Linked DNA regions of Homo sapiens: region 2 is linked to region 1. A link is a contact called in ENCODE Hi-C or POLR2A ChIA-PET data. All regions are on one chromosome and are shown on one strand. Each heading gives the region's core, a stretch centred on a gene start or an enhancer-like site at or near the end of the contact. The rest is flanking DNA. Distances are from core to core; before and after follow the strand shown. Region 1 overlaps SLC38A11 (solute carrier family 38 member 11). Region 2 holds the start of SLC38A11 (solute carrier family 38 member 11).

Region 1 (7,315 bases), core at 1,725-4,224:
AACAGTTGTAGAAACTTGAGGATTCTCTAACTTTGCAATATGCTTTAAATGGTATGCTTTCCCTCTTATGGTTTTTGCACTTGGAAAATATTCACCCTTACTCCCCAACCCTAGTACAGATTGTGGTGGTGTCCTACTTTTTAAATCTTATATTAGTAATAAAATGTAGAAGTTTCATTTTCATTTTTTCTCTTCCATTTAAATTTTTTCCCTGGGTCCATATGGTTCCTTGGGTATATTCCCGGAGTGTGAAACAATACCTAGAGATAATTTTGGATTTTCTCTGTTCATCATAATGATGATGATTTTATAAGATGGAAAGTGCCAAAAAAGATGTTACAGATAGGAAAATGCATATGTCTAAATCTAGGGAAAGAGAAGGAAACAGATATTGAATATGGCTTTCCAATCATTTATAAAATAGCCTAGGATTGAGTTCCAGATACAATCAGTTGTACAGGAAAAAAAAAAAAGAGAGAGAAGAAAGTTCTCGGGTATATTTTATGAGATTGCTGAAACTTTGATACTCAACCTGGATGGAAACATAAAGTTATAGACCTTTTGACTTTAAACTGTAAATGCTGAAATATGAAATCAAATGCCATCAAGCAATTTATAAGATAAGGAATTATGACTACGAATATTTTTTCAATAAATGCAAGGGGAGTTTAATAACAAAATATTAATATAATCAATATTTATTAATAGCTGTTATATTAATAGATATTGGTGTAATTTACCACATTAACAGATTAATGAAGGAAAGAAGCTTATGACCATTTCAAAATATATAGAAAAGCATACAACTCAGTATTTATTTTGAAAAACATGGTGAGCAAACTAATAATAAAATAGAACTTCCTTTACTGGATAAGGAATGTCCACCAAATCCTATAGCAAATGGCATATTTAAAAGTGAAAAGTTAGAAATACTCTACTTAAGGGATGAAACCAGATAGGATGTTCAATATCACTGCATCCTGAATATATTATTGATATTCCTAGCTGATTCAATAAAATAAGTGATGTGTAATCATTGAAAAGATTGTGTAAATTATTTGTACACAACATAATTACACATATGGAAAATTTATGCATATGGAAAATAAGAGTATTCAGCAAGGTTACTGGATACAAGTTCAATACACAGAAAACATCAAGTGGGCTGATGTACACAAACAATGACCAATTAAAATGTTTTTTTAAGTGGCAGTGACAACAAAAACACTAAATACTTTAAAAGATGTGCATGATTTTAACGTCATGTTAAACTTTTATTGAAAGACACAAATAAATGGAGAAATATACCATATCCATACACACAAATGGGAAGACTCAATATCATATAAACATCAATTTACCCCAAATTAATTTTTAAATTCAAATAATAAAATACAGAAAAAAAGAAATCAAAGAATAAAATACAATATTGAGGCTGGGCATGATGGTTCACGCCTGAAATCCCTGCACTTTGGGAGGCCGAGGCAGAAGGATTGCTTTGAGTTCAAGACTGGCCTGGGCAACACAGGGAGATCCAGGCTCTACAAAAAATAAAAACATTAGCCAGGCATGATGGTGTGTGCCTATACACCCAACTACTCGAGAAGCTGTGATGGGAGAATCACTTGAGCTTGGAAGGTTGAGGCTGCAGTGAGCCATGATCACCCCATTGCACTCTAGCTTGGTCAATAGAGTACGACCCTGCCTCAAAATGAATAAAATAAAATAAATAAAATATTGAAGGAGGAAAAGAAATTTAAAACTCAAAAAAACCCCATAATATTAAAGTTATAATAAAGATAAACAATAAAATCAATGGAAGGTAAATATAAAACATCCATATGATAAAATTATTTATATACACATTTAAAAATACAAAGGTAAGCTAAAAGCTGGAAGATGACATTGGTCATGCATACACAGTTGTCCCTTGGTATGTGGGAGGGATTGGTTCCAGGACCCTCCATTGGATATCAAAAGCCATGGATGCTCAAGTCCCTGATATAAAATGGTTTAATACTTGCATATAACTTAAGCACATACTTTTATATAATTTAAATTATCTCTAGATTGCTTACAATATCTAATACAATGTAAATTCTATATAAATAGTAGTCATACTGTATTTTAAAATTTGTATCATTATTGTCATATTGTTATTTTTAATTTTTTTCCAATATTTCTGTCCACAGTTGGTTGTGTCTGCACATGCAGAAGCTGTGAATACAGAGGGCCATGATCAAGAAATAGTATACAGTATATACACAGTACTCCCCCCTTATCTATAGGGTGTATGTTCCAAGATATAACCTTGCAAGGTATTCTATTTACAGCCTAGTGTACGCCCCCTGCCCAAATGAAATAACTTCCATAGACCAGGCGTGGTGCTCACGTCCGTAATCCCAGCACTTTGAGAGACTGAGGGAGGTGGGTCACAAGGTCAGGAGTTCGAGATCAGCCTGACCAACATGGTGAAACCCCGTCTGTACTAAAAATACAAAAATTAGCCGGGTGTGGTGGCGTGGGCCTGTAATCCCAGCTACTCAAGAGACTGAGGCAGGAGAATCACTTGAACCTGGGGGGTGGAGGTTGCAGTGAGCAGAGATTGTGCCCCACTGCACTCCACTCCAGCCTGGGTGACAGAGCAAGACTCCGTTAAAAAAAAAAAAAAAAAGAAAGGAAGGAAGAAAGAAATAACTTTCCTAAGGCAGAAAATATATTTTAAATAAAATGTTTGAATTTTAACTTAAACCCCCATGCAAATTAATAATCAAAAGTTAAACTTGGACACCCAATTAAACATGTGTAGATGGGCCACATAAGTTTATCTTTTCTTTTTTCTAAGACCCCACTAAAATGCTACTAAAGAAATTTAAAAGAGGAATAAATTCATGAGGGAGAGGATAGTGGGAGAAGAGATATCCGAGGAGAAGACACTCTATGAAAACGAAACTGGATACTTCTGTGATGACTATTGAGAGTAGAAGATGTTGCAACCATGTAGAGGGAGCTCATGATGAGAAAGAGGTGATTCACTTTACAAAACCCCTGTGTGTGCAGGACTCAGAGATACCAGAAAGCTACCGAGAATGCTCCAACAAAAGGAGAAAGGAAAGAAAACGGAAGATCTGGGATCATGGATAGAGGGTATACAACACAAAAAGGAGGTAAAAGGAAGTCCTAGGATGATCATGGGGGAGCAAAGTGAGAAAGCAATCTGTCTAGAATGGAGGGCAGAGCTGAAGGCTCTGGGATGGATGTGTTCAGGAAAAATAATAAAATTATAGATTATATGTTTGAGCATCTGGAAAAGAAGTAACAAAAATGATCAAATTCAAAAGCTAAACTGGACATCCAGATAAACACAAAACTGAAATCAAGTGGTAATTGTAGAGAAAAAAAAAAGGAAAAGTGTACAAGAAGAGAAACATAAACTTAATTTTAAAAGTTGTGGTATTCTCCATGTATTTAAGAAGAGGAAAGATAGCTTGAGAGAGCTAAATCTTCATCTACTGTAAGAGAAGATAACAGTGAGACACCAAAAAAGGCACTTAGACTCATATTACTTAGAAATAGAGATGTGAATGCCAAGAGATAAGGCTTAAAGGGTTGAAATAAAAAAGGTTTTGGTAGGAGGCTACTCTATTTCATTAAAAGCCATTTGTAATCTTTGATTTCATAAAATCAAGTTAATAAATTTTATTTTATTTTACTTTATTTTATTTGTGAGACAGGGTCTCACTGTAACCCCAGGCAGTGGTGTGATCATAGCTCACTGCAGCCTCAAACTCCTGGCCTCAAGAGGTCCTCCAGCCTCTGCCTCCCAAGTAAGCTGGACTATAGGTACATGCCACCACACTTGGCTATATTTTTAATTTTTTTTTTTTTTGTAGAGGTGGGGGTCTTGCTATGTTGTCTAGGCTGGTCTTGAACCACTGGTCTAAGGGATCCTCCTGCTTTGGCCTCCCACAGTGCTGAGATTACAAGTGTGATCCACCTCACCTGGCCTGTGAATGTATTCTTTTGAGAAAAATAAACACGTTGAATAAATGCACATAAAAGTAACATTGAAAAGAAGCAGTATTCCTTACAATACCTTAGGAAGCTTTAAAAAGATCTAGGCAAATAATGGTTACTGTAAAATTTAGATCATTTTAACAGCAATGATTCGTGTTTCAAAATATTTTAGTACTACCAAAAATAGGGACTGGCTTATAGCAGTTTGTAGCCTTAGAACAGCAAACACTTTTACAATTAATTACTTCCCTTACCCTGGAAAATCTAAACAAATGCTTCATTATATATTTTTAATAAATCGTTTGTGTTTATGGGGGTTGTGGTTGGAGATGGAGAGCTTTGGGGAGTTAAATTCATTTTGTAATATTGTCTCAGTTTGGATTCTTGCATTCTGAAATTTTATCCTGGTTTGAAAGACAAACTCTTATCTTTATAACAGGTGAATAACAATAAGGCAATGTAGAAGAAAGCAAGTCCCATCAAAGGGAGCTCCAGTCTCTATAGACTGATAAAAAGGAGCCTCAGAACTTAAACCTCTGGATCAGGAGAATCAAAAAACATCATGCCTCTCTATGATACCCGCCCAAACTCTTTCAGCTAAACAGAAGCACTTTCAAATATACAATTCCGGCAGAGTCTGCATTTTTGTTGTAAGAGCCTCATGTTTTTAGTCAGACACATCCGGGAGTTGAGTGCTTTGGATGACACAAAACAAAGGCTCCATGTTGCCTGTCACACCACAAGCTATTAATGACAAGCAGATCTGACCTCTTCCCCCAGCTCCTGCATCCACTGAAGGCTCTGTCACTTCCTCACTCTCAGCTCACTTGTATTCTGATTCTGTTCTATAGACAAAACCTTGGTTTACATTAATATATAAAGCTGCTCAGGAGAATCCTTCTTAGGAATCACTCTGAACATTAAAACTGATTCATTTAAAAACGCACACCCACACAAATGGGAAAAGCAGTCTTCGCTTGCGGATTGGAAGAATCAATATCATTAAAAGAACTATACTACCCAAAGCAATCTACAGATTCAACACTATTCCTATCCAACATCATTTTTTAAATTTAGAAAAAAACTATTATGAAATTCGTATGGAATGAGAAAAGCCCCATTAGCTAAAACAACCCTGAATAAAAAGAACAAAGCCAGAGGCATCACATTATCTGACTTCAAACTATATTATGAGGCTACAGTAACCAAAGAAGCATCATACTAGTACACAAACAGACACATAGACCAATGGAACAGAATAGAGAATCCAGAAATAAAGCCACACACCTACAACCATCTGGTCTTTGACAAAGTCGACAAAAATAAGCAATGGGGAGAGGATTCCCTAGCCAATAAGTGGTGCTGAGATAACTGGCTAACCATATGCAGAAGAATGAAACTAGACCCCTACCTTTTTCCATATACAAAAACTAACTTGAGATGGATTAGAGATTTAAATGTAAGACCTCAAACTATAAAAATCCTAGAGAAAACCTAGGAAATACCCTTCCCGACATTGGCCTTGGCGAGGAATTTATGGCTAAGGCCTCAAAAGCAATCACAACAAAAACAAAGACTGACAAGTGGGACCTAATTAAACTAAAAAGCTTCAGCACAGCAAAAGAAACTATCAACAGAATAAACAGACAACCTACAGAATGGGAGAAGATATTTACAAACTCTGTATATGACAAAGTTCCAATATCCAGAATCTGTAAGGAACTTAATTTGACAAGCAAAAACCAAATAACTCCATTAAAAGGTGGGCAAAGGATATGAACAGACATTTCCCAAAAGAAGAAGACAAACAAATAGCCAATGAACATATGAAGAAATGCTCAACATTACTAATTATCAGAGAAATGCAAATCAAAACCACAATGAGATACCATCTCACACTAGTAGAAATAGCGATAATTAAAAAGTAAAAACAAACAACAAACAAAAAACAGATGCTTCCAGCCTGGGCAACGTAACTGGGACCCCATCTCTACAAAATAAAAAAAAAATTAGCCACGCGTGGTGGTGCACACCTGTAGTCCCAGTTACTTAGGAGGCTGAGGTAGGAGGATTGCTTGAGCCTAGAAGGTCAAAGTTGCAGTGAGCCATGATTGCACCACTGCACTCCAGCCTGGATGAGAGAGCAAGACCCTGTCTTGAAAAATAAAAAAAAAAAACAAATGTTAGTGGGGCTGTGGAGAAAAGGGAACACTTATACACTATTGGTGGGAATGTGAATTAGTGCAGCCACTGTGGAAAGCAGTTTGGAGATATTTCAAATAAATTAAAACAGAACTACCATTCAACCAAGGAGTCCCGTTACTGGGTACACACCCAGAGGAAAATAAATCACTCTACAAAAAAGTCACATGCACTTGTATGTTCACTGCAGCAGTACTCACAATAGCCAAGACGTAAAATCAACCTAGGTGCCCATCAACAGTGGATTGCATAAAGAAAATATGGTACATATACACCATGAAATCCTATGCAGCCATAAAAAAGAATGAAATCATGTCCTTTGCAGCTACATGGATGCAGCTTGGAGGCCATTATCCTAAGCAAATTAACACAGGAACAGAAAAGCAAATGCCATATGTTCTCACATATAAGTAGGAGCTAAACATTGGGTACATGTGGATATAAAGATGGGAACAACAGACACTGGAACTGGGAATACAGACTACTAAAGAATGGAAAGAAGGAGGGGGCAAAGGTTGAAAAAATACCTATTGGGTTCTCTGCTCACTACCATAGTAATGACGGGATCATTTGTACAGGTGACTGGATCACTTGTACTCTAAACCTCAGTGTCATCCAATAAACCCATGTAACAAACCTGCACCTGTATCCCCTGAATATAAAATACAAGTTGAAATTATTTTAAAAGTATATATTCTAATTAGTTCCTGTACATCCTGTAAGAAAAGCTTGATGCAAATCATTTCTAATTAAAAAAGACAATGGATCAAATATTCATTAAACCAAAATAAACTCTTCAAAAATAAACTTATTAAAAAGCTGATTTCTAGTTAAAATTTACATAAAACTTTATGGTAATTTTTTGCTGAAATATAAATTTTATTTATTATTTATTATTTATTTATTTATTTTGAGATGGAGTCTCGCTCTGTCGCCCAGGCTGGAGTGCAGTGGCGCAATCTCGGCTCACTGCAAGCTCTGCCTCCTGGGTTCACGCCATTCTCCTGCCTCAGCCTCCCGAGTAGCTGGGAATACAGGCACCAGCCACCATGCCCGGCTAATTTTTTGTATCCGCGCCCAGCTAATTTTTTGTATT
Region 2 (7,315 bases), core at 3,260-5,759, 35 kb after region 1:
TGAGTTAGTAATTTCCACTAATAAGTAAATTTGCAATATGTGAATTTGCAAAGGACTTCTCACAGTTATTGTTATAGGTTTATATATGGCATTAGTTGAAAAAGTTATTCACATTATAGTTTATTTATGTATAATACGACTTGGCTTTAGTATACTGTTCATTCTCATCAAGTCCTGAACTTGTATGCATACTTTTAAATGTTTTCTACCTACCTGTTTACAATGTATGTAAATGTTTACAATGCACTTAAATAAACCATAGTGATTATGGTGGAAATCAATTATTTGTCAGTGCTGATGGGAAACAGGAAATTTAAGAATGACAGGGACAAATCCTTGAATGAAATTTTTTTTTTTAGTGTAATAAATGCCCCAATAAGTAGACTGCAATTTTTAAACACCAGCAACTCTTAATAAGCACACTTAGGTCTCATGCTGCTAATTTATGGGTCTTAAGTTACAAATTAAGAGCTGTAATAACTAGAAGCAGTTTAGGTCTTAAGGGTGGAGGTGGTAGGAAGAAGGCAGGGAGCTCAATGCCTCTCTAGCTTTGAATTTGAAAACTATTTCATGCTTTACTCTGTCTTCGTCAGCCTGAGAAAAAATAGCTGAGTGTTGGGCAGGTCTTGGAAGCCTGAGGTTTTACGAGGGATGGCATCTTGGAGGATCTCTAGAAGCAGAGCTGAGACAGACATTCTTGGGCAAGGGGTCTGTGGATGAAATGCTCCAGAAGAAGGGGAATGAGAGGACAGGGCAGGGGAAAGAGTTCAGCAAGTACTGCAGTGGTGGAGCCCTGGAGCTCCAACTGTACCACACATTGGTCCCCGTGGAGGCAAGGAGACCCCCTGGAGGCCCAGGGCAACACTCCAGAGCAAAGGGCAGCTGAGGTGTTTTGCACTAGCTGGTAAAAGGGCATCTAATCCACCACAGCAGCAACTCCTGTGAGTGGTGTCTGTTTTTGATCATTGCCACCACCTCTTTCACAGTGATCCTAAGGTAGAGGAGACGCCATGTTTGTCATAAGGTGAGATGGTGGGATGACAAGGCGGGGACGAGGACAACAAAAAGAGGAGATGATTATGAGTTGTAAAGCCTGCATTTAAATGGGAGAGTGACAAAACGTGGGTGTGAATGAACTATTTACATGAAGAAGGGGAAGCAGAAGAGAAGATGTGATACAGAAGCAACTTATTGCTGCATTTAAAGACAGTAGCAGGCAGCGAGTTTGGGCAGGCATAAGCCAGGCGGAGAGGCTTGATGAGCCCTGCTGGTTGATCACCAGAGCTTCATTTCTACCTCCACAAACAACAGCTGAATAAGGTTGCTCATTCACACGCACCTGCCCACGAAGCCCTGCTATCTGCACTTTCAGAGCACAGTCGTCTCTTAGCCTTAATGAAGCTTTAAAATGACTTCCCCATCTACTACTTTCTGCAAAAAGTGAAAAAGGCACATGAAAAGGATTTAGGCTTGGTAATATATAATGCTTTTCTACTTTTTCTAATCTGTTTAAAGGATTAGTAAGAAAAGTAAATCTCCTCAGGCATAAATGCTTAAATTCTTTAGGATTCTTTGATGCACTTTTTAATTAACTAGGAAATTCAGTTGCAGCATGTGTGTGTGTGTGTGTGTATGTGTGTAGTTATTGCACAGTTGAAGTTGCAGAAATAAGAAATTATATAGTATTTTACCTGTAACATATGAAACCCAGAATAAAAGCAATATTCCCAAAGGAAACCCAGCTTGCTTCATTGAATAAGGCAATCCTGAAAAAACATAAAATGCCCCACCCTTCACATTAACAAGAAAGCTAGAAACACAGAAATTCCCCCCTTCAATTTCTGCATATAATAGGTAAAGTCAATTTATATACTTATATGACGTATTTGTAAGTTGCACATAGGACAGAATTAATATTAAATGTTAGGTATTAATACTTATTTCAGAATAAAATGTTATTAGCTTAGGGACAAGTTAAGAGAGCAAGTTTCTGAGGTGACGGAATAAGAATTAGAAAGCAGCAAATGAAAAACAAATGCCAGTTCACACAAATAACGTTTACTTCAGGGTAAGAGTGACATAGCCCTGCAATATGTGGAAAGTCATTACCTCAAATCCTTCCTTACCTGCTAGCCAAGAAAGCAGAGAGGATAATAAGGAGCACAGAAGGGTTATGGAATATTAAGAAAGACAGACTCTGGAGTCAAAATGGGGCTACTATGTAGGAAAAAAATGAGAGAAAAATGAGAAGGCGAAAGTATTTTTTATAATGCTCAAAGGGGTACATAAATTATTTCTTATAATTTTGGGGGAAATTGACAACTTTAGATTATGGACAATAAAATATTTAAAACAAACACAGTTAACGTATTTCCAGTCAAAATTTTTATTCTCTGAAAAGTTTTCCCTTAAAGAAAAGAAAACAAGCTGCTGAGCAGTGGTACTGTTTAGCATTGCTGACACGGCTTAACTTAACACGTTCACATCAGGAATTAGCTCTAGAATTCTTCTAAGTACAGCTGCTCATACCTTCATGGTACATGGAGGTAGAATTGTAAACAAGTCTTTGTCCCTGTTTCCTTCTACTTTACCTCAGGTAACTCCATTTTATGTATCATTTGGAGAAAAAAAAAAGACTATCCATAGAAAAATGTAAAATCAAGAACCATATTAACTTGTGAAAAGTAAGAAAAGTAATTCAAGAGTAAGAAAAGTAACTCAATCCAGATAAATGTTTAATTTTCAGAAGGTGATGACAGAAACAAAAATGTTGCAACTTTATAAAACATTGTATTCTCAAAAAGTATTGCATTTTGCAGGATTTTGTTTTCTTCTTGTCTTTTCTGAGATAGAGTGTTTTCAGATACCAAAAAGAATAATAACCACTGAAAATATAGCTGCTTTTATTACTATAATGCAATGCACTTTTAACTTTTTTCAGTAAATTTCCCTTGCTTCTAATACAATGGAAAAATCTGAGCTATTTATTTATTTTAATTCTGATTGTATGGCTCCTTTATTAGGAAAATAATACGCATTTTCAATGAACAAATTTGCATTGTTGACTAAATAATATTTAAAATTAATATATTGTAATAATTTTGTACTTTAAAATTTAACACTGTATAGATAGGTAAAGAATGTATGAATTTAATTTTTCATAAGATTGGTATGTTTTCATATTAAACTTTTCACCTCCAACATTTACAAATATCTGGAAGTTTTATACTTCTAGAAAGTTAAAGAAAGATGATTCAAATAATGATGGACCCTTCAGTAAGTGGAAAAAGTACATTCGGTAACACTAGCAATCAACCACGCAGCCTACAGAAAAATGATTCACCACCACCCATATGCAGTTTCACCTTAATCTACCACATGTGGAAGATGCTCTCAACTGTGGAAACAGTGTGAATTACAGCCCCATCTTCAGCATAAAAGACATGCATACATACTGTTACACTAGAAAAAAAGGAAGCCTTTTATGGAAGAAAATTACCAATTTTCTTATTTAAGTCTTTTTTTCTTTAAAAATAATTAATGAACACTAGCAGCGTAGCGAGTCTTAAATTTTGCCCTTTCACTTAAAATTTAAACCAAAGCAAATACACTTACCTATTATACCAGATCCTATAATCGAGTTGACAACATTAAAAAGAGCAGCAGACTGACAGGTTTTCTCTTTATACTCATGTTCAGAAACAAGGGTTTCTCTGTCATCTAAATCTCTCTAATAGATAAAATAGCAATTATAAGCAAATACTAGTTCAGAAAATTAGAAAAGTAACAAATATGTAATGCAGGATACTAACACGATTTTCTAGTAATAATAAGTAATGTCACTAATGAAAATAAAATAAATGCCGGGATAACAGTAATAAAGAATAACAATAACAGCTAGTAATTCAACAGAGCTTGGTAAGCAAACTCCATCCTAAAATTTCCAGATTACAGCTGCCCCAGCTGCTAAGTACAGGATCTGTTAGGAATTCAGTGATGTGATTTTGTGAAATTAAAGTGCCTGCTAAGAAAAAAAAAAAAAAAAGTCAGATTAAGGCAAAACTTTTTGTCCCAGAGAACTTTTCGCGGTGCTAAACCAAGAGCCCAGGTGAAGGTAGGTGACCTGACCTGTTGCAAGGTGAATGAAATTTCCGGACAACTGGCTTCAGAACCTGCCTAGTCGCTAGTTTTACCTGCGGCGGGATGACAGGCTCCTGCCTCTGGTAGCCCATGGCTGAGCGGTGGTCCTCAGCAGGTGGAAGATGCTGGGGCTGGGTACGGATTCGCACCCGGCCAGCCTCCTCCGCCACCTCGCACACAGCCGAGGTCCGCGTGTAGCCGCAGAGCTGCAGGGAGCCAGTTCCACGGGCGCCCCCTGCTCCCTCGGCAGGCCGCGAGGGCTGCAGCCCCAAGATCTCTAGGCTGTGGCAGCCTGGGGCGCTTTTCCACCGGAGTTCGCCCAGACAAATGTATTTTTCCTCCGGAGACGGAGATGCTGCAGGATGTTTCTGATCCGGGCAGCCCTGTCTCCCCGCCTCCCCCCTTCACACCCCCGCCTCCCTGAGAGAACAGGGAGAGCTACTCTTCCCTGGAGCTGCAGAGGACAACTTGTTCCACCCACGCTGCCCTGCCCCGATCTCACAGAGTTATGACCGCCTCGTTGCAGTCCGTTCCTAAGTTAGCTTCTCCTTTGCTGGGGTCTGAAGCCCAGGTAAGAACGCAGAAGCACCCTTGGGCCCATGGGCCATCTTCCCTATTAGCACCTCCTCCTCGCTACCCCTCTTCAATGGCAGAGACGACGAGTGAAAATTTGGGACTTTTATTGTAAATGGAAATGGAAAGACTCATAAGAAAATGAATAGCAAAACAAAAAACTTTCCTAGGGTTTTAGCAAACTTGACTACTGAGCATGCTTTGGTCAAACGCTTCCTGGTAACTTTTAGAAAAAGGAGCGATAGAGAAAATGAAGGTGGATTGTTACTGCATTCAGGTAATGAACCTTGAAAAGGGAAAGAGGAGTACAAGGGTTTGGGAAAGGGGTGGCACCTACAGTGCCTGAGCTAGAAAGAATCTTCAATGACCACCTATTCAGTCCTCTTACATTACAGATGAAGCAACAAGCCCAGAGAGTATTCAATATCAGAGACAGAATGCATGAGACAACAGTTTCAGGGGCAATAAGAGCGGTGATATGCCATCATACTTAACAAATTCTGCCTTCCCTTGATATCCATAGGGGATTGGTTCTGGAACCCCTGCAGATACTGAAATCCAGGAATGCTCAGGTCCTTGATAGTAAACAGCATGGTATTTACATGTAACCTAGGCACATCCTCCAGCATACTTTAAATCATCTCTAGATTATTTATAATACCTAATACAATGTAAATGCTATTTACTTGTTGTTATACTGTATTGTTTAGGAAATAAGAAAAAAGTCCATATGTGTTCAGTATAGACACATCCATCCTAGCCCTAACTACATTTTTGATCTGGGATTGGTTTAATGCATGGATGCAGAAGTGGGGATATAGAGGCCAACTGTACCTAATTAAAGAGGTTCTGTTTCATACATGTTTACTTATAATTAAGAAAAAAAATTAAAAACCGTGGGAAAACAAAAGACTTATAAACTTTATATACACTCTGCCATCAAATGTTAACATGCTGTCATATTTTCTTCAAATTGTAAAAGTAAACACAATGTCACAATAGGAACCCCCTTGACCTTCTCCATTCCTTTCCCCAGGCCTTCAGCCCTGGAGTCATCGGTTCATCAAGTTAGTGTTATCTTTGCTATTCATACTTTGTATTTTAATCCGTTCATTTATAGCCATAAACAATATATAACATTGGCTTTTGTATTTTCAACATTTACAAAGATGGTGCCATATTGTACATGTTATTTTTCCACTGGCATTTTTGTTTTCAGCATGTATGATGTAGATATATGCAGATTTTTTTTTCATTTTATCTAACAGTTAAGTCAGCCTTCCCCTACTGAAAGATATTAAGGTTGTTTCTCGTTTTACACTCTTCCAGAGCATAAAAGTGACAATTTCTCTAGATGTAGAAGTGTTAGGTAGTAGGTCATGCACACTTTCAACTTCATTATCATTATTATTATTATTGAGATGGAGTTTCGCTTTTGTTGCCCAGGCTGGAGTGCAATGGTGTGACCTGGGCTTACTGTAACTTCTGCCTCCTGGGTTCAAATGATTCTCTTGCCTCAGCCTCAGGAGTAGCTGGGAATACAGGTGCCTGCCACCACGCCCGGCTAAGTTTTTGTATTTTTAGTAGAGATGGGGTTTCACCATGTTGGCCAGGCTGGTCTTGAACTCCTGACCTCAGGTGATCCACCCTCCTCGGCCTCCCAAAGTGCTGGGATTACAGGTGTGAGCCACTGTGCCTGGCCTTCATTAAATATTTTTGAATTGCTTTGCAAATTGATAACATGAATTTCACTTCTACCAACAGAGGTGAAATTCTTGTTTTTCTACATTGTCTGTAACACCAGGACTTACTTAATCTATTTTTTAAGTTTAATTGTTCTGCTGGATTTTTAAGTGGTGTATAATTATTGTATAGATTTGTATTTTATCCTAATTTACATTGAGGTGGAAGATCTTTTATATAGTAATTAAATATTTCCATTGTTCTGTTTGTGAATTTCATTTTTTTTTGCTCTTTTGATTTTGGTTGTGAATTTTTTCTATTGATTTGTAAGCATAATTTATATATTTGGGGTGGCAACCCTGTGTCAGTTATATGTTTTGTACATATCTTCTCCCATCTTCTCTCTTTCAAATTTTTTTTTAATTCTGTGAAGTTACAGTTTTAATATTAGTAATCTTAATCCTGATACAAGTGCATTGAGAAGGAAAAATTATAACCCTATTTTACTCAAAAATATATATATGCAAAAATTCCAAGGAAAATATTAGCAAATTGAATCTGTCTGTTCACGAAAAGTTAACAATATCATAAAAAAGTTGAATATAGTCCAACTATGAAAGGATGGCTTAGTTAACAAAAAGTTTATAAATATAATTTCCAACATTAGCAGGTAAGAAAAAGCCATGTTATTATTTCACTATATTCAGGAAAAACACTTGATAATGTTGAATTCTTGATTTTAAAAAAACTTTGTAAATCAAAAATATAATACAACTTCCTGATAGTGATAAACTATAGCAAAGTATTTTCGTTATGGGGAAGTTTTGGAAGCATTCCCATTTAATCAGAAGTGAAAAAAATCAATGATTGTGACTTTTATTTAACTTGATATTGGAGTTCCTAAAGTAATAAGAAATAA

Evidence for each region. Hi-C counts contacts between places; a loop is a spot of excess contacts on that map. ChIA-PET counts read pairs that join two places held with the same protein, here RNA polymerase II (POLR2A). Pooled maps may share reads with other maps.
Region 2: POLR2A ChIA-PET joins it to region 1 with 15 read pairs in BJ. The contact joins the promoter of SLC38A11 here to the enhancer-like site in region 1. A Hi-C loop is called at or near these places in 2 of 168 maps with a recorded cell type or tissue (Calu3 and IMR-90) and 1 of 50 pooled maps. POLR2A ChIA-PET finds 5 or more read pairs at or near these places in 2 of 52 experiments (BJ and OCI-LY7).

Annotation. Positions count from the first base shown.
Region 1 is chr2:164,917,622-164,924,936 of GRCh38, forward strand. All of the region lies in intron 7 of SLC38A11 (solute carrier family 38 member 11), which reads right to left. Among named protein-coding and RNA genes, the nearest start is that of SLC38A11, 34 kb to the right of the region's middle. Within about 2 kb of position 2,975, at least 2 of the 41 ENCODE cell types and tissues checked have a DNase peak (open chromatin) inside an H3K27ac peak, as active enhancers do.
Region 2 is chr2:164,951,016-164,958,330 of GRCh38, forward strand. It overlaps SLC38A11 (solute carrier family 38 member 11), which reads right to left and starts at 4,510. Exons shown (of 12, transcript NM_001351537.2): 1 at 4,194-4,510; 2 at 3,616-3,730; 3 at 1,692-1,766. The coding sequence starts at 4,232.